Linked DNA regions of Homo sapiens: region 2 is linked to region 1. A link is a contact called in ENCODE Hi-C data. All regions are on one chromosome and are shown on one strand. The core of a region is the stretch at or near the end of the contact, and the rest is flanking DNA. Distances in the headings are between cores, read along the strand shown.

The links. A loop is a pair of places that touch in the nucleus more often than their neighbours do. Pooled maps may share reads with other maps.
Region 2: a loop to region 1 is called in a map with no recorded cell type, with 4 times the contacts of the local background. The contact joins two enhancer-like sites. A Hi-C loop is called at or near these places in 1 of 168 maps with a recorded cell type or tissue (OCI-LY7), 24 of 37 single-sample maps with no recorded cell type and 8 of 50 pooled maps.

Annotation. Positions count from the first base shown.
Region 1 is chrX:2,518,737-2,524,318 of GRCh38, reverse strand. No RefSeq gene overlaps it. Among named protein-coding and RNA genes, the nearest start is that of ZBED1, 21 kb to the right of the region's middle. Within about 2 kb of position 2,803, at least 5 of the 41 ENCODE cell types and tissues checked have a DNase peak (open chromatin) inside an H3K27ac peak, as active enhancers do; they include OCI-LY7, where a contact is called at or near this core.
Region 2 is chrX:1,654,125-1,659,706 of GRCh38, reverse strand. No RefSeq gene overlaps it. Among named protein-coding and RNA genes, the nearest start is that of ASMT, 42 kb to the right of the region's middle. RefSeq lists enhancers at 1,408-1,907, 1,908-2,409. Within about 2 kb of position 2,031, at least 9 of the 41 ENCODE cell types and tissues checked have a DNase peak (open chromatin) inside an H3K27ac peak, as active enhancers do; they include OCI-LY7, where a contact is called at or near this core.

The sequences.
Region 1 (5,582 bases), core at 1,554-4,053:
GGATGCGCACCTGTGACACAGCCTCATGGGGTCCTGATGACATGTGCCCTAGGTGGTCGGGGCACAGCTTGGTTTTATACATTTTAGGCACACATGAGCCATCAATCAATATATGTAAGAAGTCCATTGGTTCCTTCCAGAAAGGCGGGGACAACTGGAAGCAGAGAGGGAGCTTCCAGGTCACAGGTAGGTGGGAAACATATGGTTGCTTCTTTTGAGTTTCTGATTAGCCTCTCCAAAGGAGGCAATTAGAATATGCGTCTATCTCAGTAAGCAGAGGGGTGACCTTGAATAAAATGAGAGGCCGATTTGCCCTGGGCACTTCCCAGCTTGTCGGGGCCCGGGTTAGTTTCCTTTCACAGGCCCCACAGTTCCACAGGGTGTTTAGTTATTACTTCTACCTGGGTTCCCTCTTGGCTGGGACAGTTTTCCAGACGTTTCTTGATTCAGATGAATGACCTGGACAGCTTTGAAAAGCACTGGGCAAGCCTTTTGACGGAAGTCCTTTTATTGGGATTTTTCTCATGTTTTCTTTCTTTTTCTTTGAGATGGAGTCTCACTCTGTCGCCTAGGTTGGAGTGCAGTGGCGCAGTCTCGGCTGACTGCAACCTCTGCCTCCCGCGTTCACGCCATTCTCCTGCCTCAGCCTCCTGAGTAGCTGGGACTACAGGTGCCCGCCACCATGCCCACAGCTGATTTTTTTAATTTTAATTTTTTAATTATTACAGGAGTGAGCCACCGCCCCTGGCCTTTTCTGATGTTTTCTTCATGATTAGATGGGGTTTGGGGGCCGGGCGTGGGGGCTGACCCTTATAATCCCAGCACTTTGGGAGGCCGAGGCGGGCAGATCACGAAGTCAGGAGATCGAGACCAGTCTGACAAACATGGTGAAACCCCATCTGTACTAAAAATACAAAAATTAGCCAGGTATGGTGGTGCCCACCTGTAATCCCAGCTACTCGGGAGGCTGAGGCAGGACAATCGCTTGAACACAGGAGGCAGAGGTTGCAGTGAGCCGAGATCATGCCACTGCACTCCAGCCTGGGCGACAGAGTGAGACTCCATCTCAAAAAAAAAAAAAAAAAAAAAAAAAGATGCGGGTTGTGGGTTTTTTGGGGGAACGACCACAAGTTGGACAGGCCCTTCTCGTCATATCCTAACAAGGGTACACACTCTCACAACCACAAGACTTCTCACAGTGCATGTTGACCTCAGTTATCTGGTCGAGATGGTGTTTGTCAGCTTTCTTCACTAAAAAATTATCCTTCCCCCGGCCTCTTTCCCATGCTGTACATTTTAGGAGAAAATCATTATGTCCTACACACACTTAAGAAACGCGTCAGTAGATTTTTGAAAACGAAACACTTCTAAGTGATTTAATTTCCTTATTGAAACAGTGGATAATAGGTTTCTGGTGTTATTACGGTGGAGAAAATATCCAATATTGAGTATGAGAAGGCTTAACAATGAGCAAACTTCTGTGTAATAATAATAATCGCATTTTGTGGGGTTTTTTGTTTTCTTTTGTTTTGTTTTAGCTTTTGTTTTTGAGATGCAGTCTTGCTTTGTTGCCCAGGCTGGAGGGCAGTGGTATGATTTCAGCTCACTGCAACCTCCGTGTCCTGGGTTCAAGCGATTCTCCTGCCTCAGCCTACCAAGTAGCTGGGACTACAAGTGCACGCCACCATGCCCGGCTAATTTTGGTATTTTTAGTAGAGACAGGGTCTCACCATATTGGCTAGGCTGCTCTTGAACCTTGGCCTCAAGTGATCCCCCCACCTTGGCCTCCCAGAGTGTTGGGATTACAGGTGTGAGCCACTGCGCCCGGCACATTTTGTTTTTAATAGTAAAATAATCACAAGTGTAATTCGACCAATTTTTAAAGTGAAGCATTGAAATGTATCGCACATCACAAAAATCACATTTAGTATTTATTGAGCACTTACTGCATACAATCATTATGACCGATATTTTATATAATATTACTTATGTAATTTTAAAAACCTCACATTTAGAATGTGAGATTTCTCTCAAATCATCTCACTTCAAAGGCCTCGCCATACCAGGAGCTAAGTCATAAGACATGACGTAATGTTTTCATGACAGATGAAAGTGCTGAGACTCGAATTCTGAGGCCAAAGCCTTCTCTTGCTTGACCACTTGAAACTTGAATCCTTTTTTTTCTCCTTTTTTTTTTTTTTTTTTGAAATAGAATCTCACCCTGTCACCCAGGCTAGAGTGCAGTGGCACGATCTTGGCTTCCTGCAACCTCCACCTCTTGGGTTCAAGTGATTCTTCTGCCTCAGCCTCTGAAGTAGCTGAGATTACAGGCATGCACCAGCATGCCCGGCTAATTTTTGTATTTTTAGTAGAGACAGAGTTTCACTATGTTGGCCAGGCTGGCCTCGAACTCCTGACCTCAGGTCATCTGCCCACCTCAGCCTCCCAAAATACTGAGATTACAGGCATAAGCCACTGTGCCTGGCAAATCTGAATCCTTAAAGTTGCTCTTAATTCTCGACTCTCACTTCCAGTCGTTGAAGAATAGTGTGTATTGGACAGAACGTCCCGGAGATCACAAGGATAAACTCTGGATGAAGCCTTTTAAAAAACGATGTGAAGACCCTTGGCCCCAAACAGGCAGAAATGTGGGCAGAGGAACTCTCTGACAAATGGGGAACTGCCCTGTGAAGATTAGCATTTGCACGTCCTTTCTGCAGGGGGCTTCCCAAAGTCGCTTAATTCTGGGGAAGTGAGAACTTCTGCAGGTTTACTAGCCTGAAGAGTCACGAGAGAGCTGGCAGCTGCCAGAGACCCTGCAACACGAGGAGGAAATGTTTAAAAGGGGAATATGCAACGGTTTAAGGGAACTCCAAGTCTGGATTTGAACGCTGCCCAAATATTTGGTCATCTGGATTATGCATGTGTGGGGAGACCTCAGAGAACCAAGAGGAATCCATCAGTGTGATGTTGAAAGAACTGAGCAGATATTTAAACTCCTGCCCACTTCAGCAAACACAAAGATTAAAGTGTATATCCAGCGAAGCTAACTGTCTGATAGACTCTTCTATAGAGGAATAGACTCTTTCTATAAAGGAAAATACCTGACTGCACCACAACGTATCATCCTCAATGTCCATGATAAAATTGTTTTTTTAAAAAACAGACACGTAGGAACAGGAAAAGTAAATACCCAATGTTAATATTCATGTTCAGAGCTCTTAGCACGGTTTTGACACATTCAGGCAGAATACGTCCACCGTGATTCCTCTTACTCTCTTAGAAAAAACAATCAGAGGCCACATAATTACGAAGACTTTTCTGGTACACACAGTAAAACCAGAGGTCAAGAGTCTCTGGAAAAGAGGGCAAAGCAAGCATTTAAGCTTGGTGATAATAATGATGATGGTGATGGTGATAATGAAGATGGTGATGATGATGGTGACGATGAGGATGATGGTGATGATGATGGTGACAGTGGTGATGGTGATGGTGAGGATGATGATGGTGATGATGGCGACAGCGATGATGATGGCGAGGATGATGATGGTGATGATTATGGCGAGAGTGATGATGGTGAGGATGGTGATGATGATGGTGAGGATGATGATGATGTGTATGAGGATGATGGCAGTGATGATGTTGGTGAGGATGATGACGGTGATGATGATGGTGAGGATGATGATGGTGAGGATGATGATGGTGAGGATGATGGTGAGGATGATGATGATGTGTATGAGGATGATGGCGGTGATGATGACGGTGATGATGATGGTGATGATGATGGTGAGGATGATGATGGTGAGGATGGTGATGGTGATGATGGTGAGGATGATGATGGTGAGGATGATGATGGTGATGATGATGGTGAGGATGATGATGGTGATGGTGAGGATGATGATGGTGAGGATGATGATGGTGAGGATGATGATGGTGATGATGATGGTGAGGATGATGATGGTGATGATGATGGTGAGGATGATGATGGTGATGATGATGGTGATGATGATGATGGTGAGGATGATGATGGTGATGATGATGGTGAGGATGATGATGGTGAGGATGATGATGGTGAGGATGATGGTGAGGATGATGATGGTGAGGATGATGATGGTGAGGATGATGATGGTGATGATGATGGTGAGGATGATGATGGTGAGGATGATGATGGTGAGGATGATGATGGTGAGGATGATGGTGAGGATGATGATGGTGATGATGATGGTGAGGATGATGATGGTGATGATGATGGTGATGATGATGGTGAGGATGATGATGGTGAGGATGATGATGGTGACAGTGAGGATGATGGTGAGGATGGTGATGATGATGGTGAGGATGATGATGGTGACAGTGAGGATGATGGCGATGATGGTGATGATGATGGTGAGGATGATGATCATGGTGATGATGGTGAGGATGATAATGGTGATGGTGATGATGGTGATGATGATGGTGAGGATGATGATGATGGTGAGGATGGTGAGGATGATAATGGTGATGGTGATGATGGTGATGATGATGGTGAGGATGATGACGATGGTGATGGTGATGATGGTGATGATGATGGTGAGGATGATGATGATGGTGAGGATGATGATGATGAGGGTGATGATGATGGTGACAGTGAGGATGATGATGATGATGGTGATGACAGTGACGATGATGAAGAATGTTGTTGGTAATTACAGACTTCCTGAGCTACCAACTTGGACATCTGTACAACGATACAAATTTTGAGGAAAACTGTCAGACATTTTCTCATCAGGAAAAAATTTTCTTTCTGTATTAGTTTGTTCTCACATTGCTATAAAGAACTACCTGAGACTGGGTATTTCATAAAGAAAGGAGGTTTAATTGAGTCACAGATTCACAGGCTGTACAGTAAGCATGGCTGTGGAGGCCTCACAGTTCTGCCGGCTGTACATGCTTCTGCTCCTGGGGAGGCCTCAGCAAACTTACAGTCGTGGTGAAGGGAAAGGTGAAGCGCACACATCTTCACATGGTGGAGCAGGAGAGAGAGAGTGAAGGAGAAGGTGCCACACACTTTTAAACAACCAGATCTCCTGAGAACTCTATCACGAGGCCGGGTGCGGTGGCTCACGCCTCTAATCCCAGCACTTTGGGAGGCTGAGGCAGGGGGATCACTTGAGGTCAGGAGTTCAAGATCAGCCTGACCAACATGGTGAAACCCCATCTCTACTAAAAATAGAAAAATTAGCCAGGCTTGGTGGCAGGCGCCTGTAATCCCAGCTACTCTGGACACTGAGGCAGGAGAATCGCTTGAACCCAGGAGTCAGAGGTTTCAGTGAGTGGAGATTGTGCCATTGTACTCCAGCCTGGGCTACAAGAGCAAAACTACATCTCAAACAAACAAAATTCTATCACAAGACAGCACTGGGGGATGATGGTAAGCCATTAGAAACAACCCCTGTTATTCACCCACCTCTCACCAGGCCCCACCTCCAACACCACAGATGACAATTCAACGTGAGCTTTGGGCAGAGACACAAATCCAAACCATGTCACATTCCATATCATAGAAATAAAGAAGAGATGGAACATACATAGGATTTTTTTTT
Region 2 (5,582 bases), core at 782-3,281, 860 kb after region 1:
ACACCAGCATACACGTGCATACATATCCATATGTACACACACAAAGGCACACATGCACATATGCACACATACACACAAATGCATACAGACACTAATATACATGCTCATACATATCCATATCTACACACGCAAATATACACATGCACATACACACAAATGCATACAGACATTAATATACACGCTCATCCATATCCATATCTACACACACAAATGCACACATGCACATATGCACAAATGCATACACAAACAACTGCACACACACTAGCATGCATATACACACACATGCACACACACAGACACCCAAATATACACATGCAGAAACACACTCATGTGCAAATACATAATACACTTACACAGACATAAATACACAAATATAAACACACACATTCACATGCATACACAAAGAGGCAAACACACACAGACAGCCATACATATACAAACACACATCCACAAAGACACACACATATGTACAGACACAAACATAATCACAAGCAAAGATAACACACAAACACATACACAGACACACGCAGAAACACACACGCATACACACATTCCTGAAGCTCTCCACCTCTACCAGCCACACAACCATATGCACACACATACACATTTCTTAGTTAAGAAAAATAGACCGGGCGCGGTGGCTCACGCCTGTTATCCCAGCACTTTGGGAGGCTGAGGTGGGCGGATCACGAGGTCAGGAGTTCGAGACCATCCTGGCTAACACAGTGAAACCCCGTCTCTACTAAAAATACAAAAAATTAGCCAGGCGTGGTGGCTCATGCCTGTAATCCCAGCACTTTGGGAGGCCGAGGCGGGGAGATCGCGAGGTCAGGAGATCGAGACCATCCTGGCTAACACAGTGAAACCCCGTCTCTACTAAAAATACAAAAAATTAGCCGGGCGTGGTGGCGGGCGCCTGTAGTCCCAGCTATTCGGGAGGCTGAGGCAGGAGAATGGCGTGAACCCGGGAGGCGGAGCTTGCAGTGAGCTGAGATCGCCCCACTGCACTCCAGCCTGGGCGACAGAGTGAGATTCTGTCTCAAAAAAAAAAAAAAAAAGAAAGAAAGAAAGAAAAATAGAAAAACACATCTTTAGAAACTATCACCTGCAAACTGCAAAACAAACAAACAAACAAACAAACAAAAAAGTGTGCTGGGGCTTGGATACCACAACTGACAACCTAAATTATTGAGGTAGCAAACTGCCTAGAAGAGGTAGACATTTGCGGCCCTGAAATCAGGACCCGGCGGTGAGAGACACCGCCTGCGTTGTTTTTACAGTTTTATTAGCCACATCCCTCAGGGAATCTCACCGCAGGTCTCAGGAGCTCTCTCTAATCTTGTTAACCTTCTGCGCCTCTCCTCCCGGAGTACAAACTAATCTTTCTTAATGCAAGAGGACAGGGCAGCTTTGGAAAGGCCGTCACCAGACAGCCAGCGTTCCCCATCCTCACAACTGGACCTTGGAGAGCTTTGGTGTATGGAAACCGGCTCCCCTGGAGGGGGGAGGTGAAACGTTGAAACCCTGACAGACGGTGTCACTGAGCTTAGAGCTCATGTTTCTAGAAAAGGCAACAGATGCAGTGTCTGATGACGAAGCTTAATTTGGGATGTGCTGAGCAGGAATTATTTAAACCAATCCGTTGATGAATTTGTCTTTAAGGAATATGTCCTTTCTCTCGTGAGTCACTCAGGCTCCTGGACACCTGCCTGCCAGCCCTCACTGAATCTCCCCAGAGGCTCTTCATGTCTGCTGCCTGACAATTTTCTCCAGAGTGTACAAAAGCAAAGGAGAGAGCTCCCCTCCCAGACTGCTGGAGGGATGTGGGGACTTACCGCATGGCTGATGCTCTCAGGTTCCAGCCAGACTTAATGTCCTAAAATGCACCCAAGACAGGCAGGCCTGGGTCCAGACGGCCAGCGGGGAGGGCTGCCCGGGCTCGTCTGCAGAGCCCGGAAAAGGAGGAGGAGGTGAACAGAGGAAGGAGGAAGGGTGATGGGGCCTGCAGGGTGTGATATGACGTGAGTTATCACCTCCCTTTGTGCTGCTGCTGTTTCTTACTGTGGGAAAATACCCATCACACACAGTTTGCCATTTTAAAAATTGCACAATGAAGAGACGATTTAGTGCACTGAGCATTTTACACAACCACCGGCCCTAGCTAGTTCCAGAACACCTTCGTAACCCAAAAAAAAACACCCCATACCCATTAAACCGTCACTCCCCAGTCTCCCTGCTCTCAGCCTTAAGCAATCACCCATCTGCTCTCTGACTCTGCAAGCAGTCTTATTCTAGACACTTCATGCAAATGATATTGTGCCATTTTGCACTTTTGTGCCTGGGTGTTTTTTGTTGTGGTGGTGGTGGTGGTTGTTTTGTTGTTTTTGTTTTCACTCCGTTACTTCTACACCAAACTAATACATGATGTATTCAGTCAGAGGCTATCAAGGACTCAAAAGAATACAACCTTTTCTCTTTTTTTTGAGATGGAGTCTCACTCTGTCACCCACGCTGGAGTGCAGTGGCGTGATCTCGGCTCACTGCAACCTCCGCCACCCGGGTTCAAGCGATTCTCCTGCCTCAGCCTCCCGAGTAGCTGGGATTACAGGTAACTGCCACCATGCCCGACTAATTTTTTTTGTATTTTTAGTAGAGATGGGGTTTCACCATGTTGGCCAGGCTGGTCTCAAACTCCCGACCTCAGGCGATCCACCCACCTCGGCCTCCCAAAGTGCTGGGATGACAGGCGTGAGCCACCACACCTGGCCCCCATTTTTATGGTTATTTCTTGATGATATGCTAAACTAGGAGTGGATTATTCATATGGACTCTTTTTAGACCATATACATTGTATTAGTCAGGGTTCCTTAGAGGAATAGAACTAATAGAAGATATATACACACACACGCACACACACACACACATATATATGTATTGTGTGTGTATATATATGTGTGTGTGTATATGTGTGTATATATGTGTGTATGTGTGTATATATGCGTATACACACGTGTATATATGCGTGTACACACGTGTATATATGTGTGTACACACGTGTATATATGCGTGTACACACGTATATATGCGTATACACACGTGTATATATGCGTATATGCACATATGTGTACATGCACATATGTGTGTATACACATGTGCATATACACATATATGTGTATACATGTATATATACACATGTGTGTGTATACACGTGTATATATGTGTGTATATATACACGTGTATATATACACACATATACGTACATATATATGTGTGTGTGCGTGTGTGTGTATCTTCTATTTGTTCTATTCCTCTAAGGAACCCTGACTAATACAATCTATATGGTCTAGAAAGAGTCCACATGAATTATATATATATGAAGGGGAGTTTATTAAGGAGAATTAACTCACAGAGTCACAAGGTGAGGTCCCACCATAGGTCATCTACAAGCTGAGGAGGCAGGAAGCCAGTCTGAGTCCCAAGGATTAAGAACTTGGAGTCCAGTGGTCCAGGGCAGGAAGCATCCAGCAAAGGAGGAAGATGGAGGCTGGGAGGCTAAGCCAGTCTAGCCTTTTCACGCTCCTCTGCCTGCTTTTATTCTGGCCAGACTGGCAGCTGATGAGACGGTGCCCACCCAGATTGAGGGGGGTTCTGCCTCTCCGAGTCCACTGACTCTAGTGTTATTCTCCTTTGGCAACACCCTCACAGACACACCCAGGAACAACGCTTTGATTGGATCTTTCAATCCAATCAAGCTGCCATTCAGTATTAACCATCACGCCCAGGAAACTCACTCACGGGTCACGATATGCGAAGGTCACTCTAAAATCACTCTAGCTATAAGAGATATTACCCGGGCCTGGCGTGGTGGCTCACGCCTGTCATCCCAGGACTTTGGGAGGCCGAGGCTGGTGGATCACTTGAGGTCAGGAGTACAAGACCAGCCTAACCAACATGCTGAAACCCCATCTCTACTAAAAATACAAAATTTAGCCAGGCATGGTGGTGCGCACCTGTAGTCCCAGCTACTCGGGAGGCTGAGGCAGGGGAATCACTTGAACCTGGGAGACGGAGGTTGCAGTGAGGCGAGATCGCGCCATTGCACTCCAGCCTGGGTGACAGAGAAAGACTCTGTCAAAAAAAAAAAAAACAACCATCAGCTGGTCTGCCTTATTCCAGGAGGCCCACAGAAAGTCTTGGGCAAAATGAAACAGCAGACTCTGGTCCCAGCTCTCTGGCTTTACACATCTACAGACCCTGGGTACCCCCAGCAGGCAGCACCCAGCAGGCCTGAATTATCCTGTCTCCCCCTCCTCCCCAGACGCGGTCTTGAGCCATGTCCTGTTTTGGAACTGTGGCTAAGGGGAGCTTGTGGGTATCAAGTCTCCAGGTATCAGCAGCTCCTCTCATAAACCAAAAATAGGCCGGGCGTGGTGGCTCATGCCTGTGATCCCAGCACTTTAGGAGGCTGAGGCAGACGGATCACGAGGTCAGGAGTTCAAGACCAGCCTGACCAACATGGTGAAGCCCCATCTCTACTAAAAATTAAAAAATTAGCCAGGCATGGTGGCGGGCGCCTGTAGTCCCAGCTGCTTGGGAGGCTGAGGCAGGGGAATCGCTTGAACCCGGCAGGCGGAGGTTGCAGTGAGCCGAGTTGGGGCCACTGCACTCCAGCCTGGGCAACAGAGCGAGACTCCTTCTCAAAAAAATAAAAAATAAATAAATAAAGCAAAAATAAAAATCTGAATGGACTCCCTCCTTGGCCAGGACACTCTAAAATTTAACATGAAATTATTTCAATTTCAATTTAAAGTTCATGCCATGTTGGGAAGTGGAGGTTGGCCAGGCCTCGCCACACCCCTCTGTTACCAGAAAGGGGTCCTCATCCAGATCCCAAGAGAGGGTTCTAGGATCTCATGCAAGAAAGAATTGAGGGCAAGTCCATAGACCAAAGGGAAAGCGAGTTTATTGGGAAAGTAAAGGAATAAAAGAATGGCTACTCCGTAGACAGAGCAGTCCCCAAGGTTGCTGGTTACCCATTTTTATGGTTCGTTCTTTCTTTTCTTTCTTTCTTTCTTTTTTTTTTTTTTTTTTTTTTTGATTTTGAGACGGAGTCTTGCTCTGTCACCCAGGCTGGAGTGCAGTGGCATGATCTCGGCTCATCGCAACCTCTGCCTCCCAGGTTCAAGCGATTCTTCTGCCTCAGCCTCCCGAGTAGCTGGGACTACAGGCATGCACCACCACGCTGGGCTGATTTTTGTATTTTTAGTACAGATGGGGTTTTGCCATGTTGGTCAGGCTGGTGTCAAACTCCTGACCTCGTGATGCGCCCGCCTCGGCCTCCCAAAGTGCTGGGATGACAGGCGTGAGTCACCGCACCTGGCCTTTATGGTTATTTCTTGAAGATATGCTAAACAAGGGGCGGATTATTCATGCCTCCCCTTTTTAGACCATATAAGGTAACTTCCTGACGTTGCCATGGCATTTGAAAACTGTCATGGTGTTGGTGGGAGTATAGCAGTGAGGACGACCAGAGGTCACTGTTGTGGCCATCTTGGTTTTGGCGTGTTTTGGCTGGCTTCTTT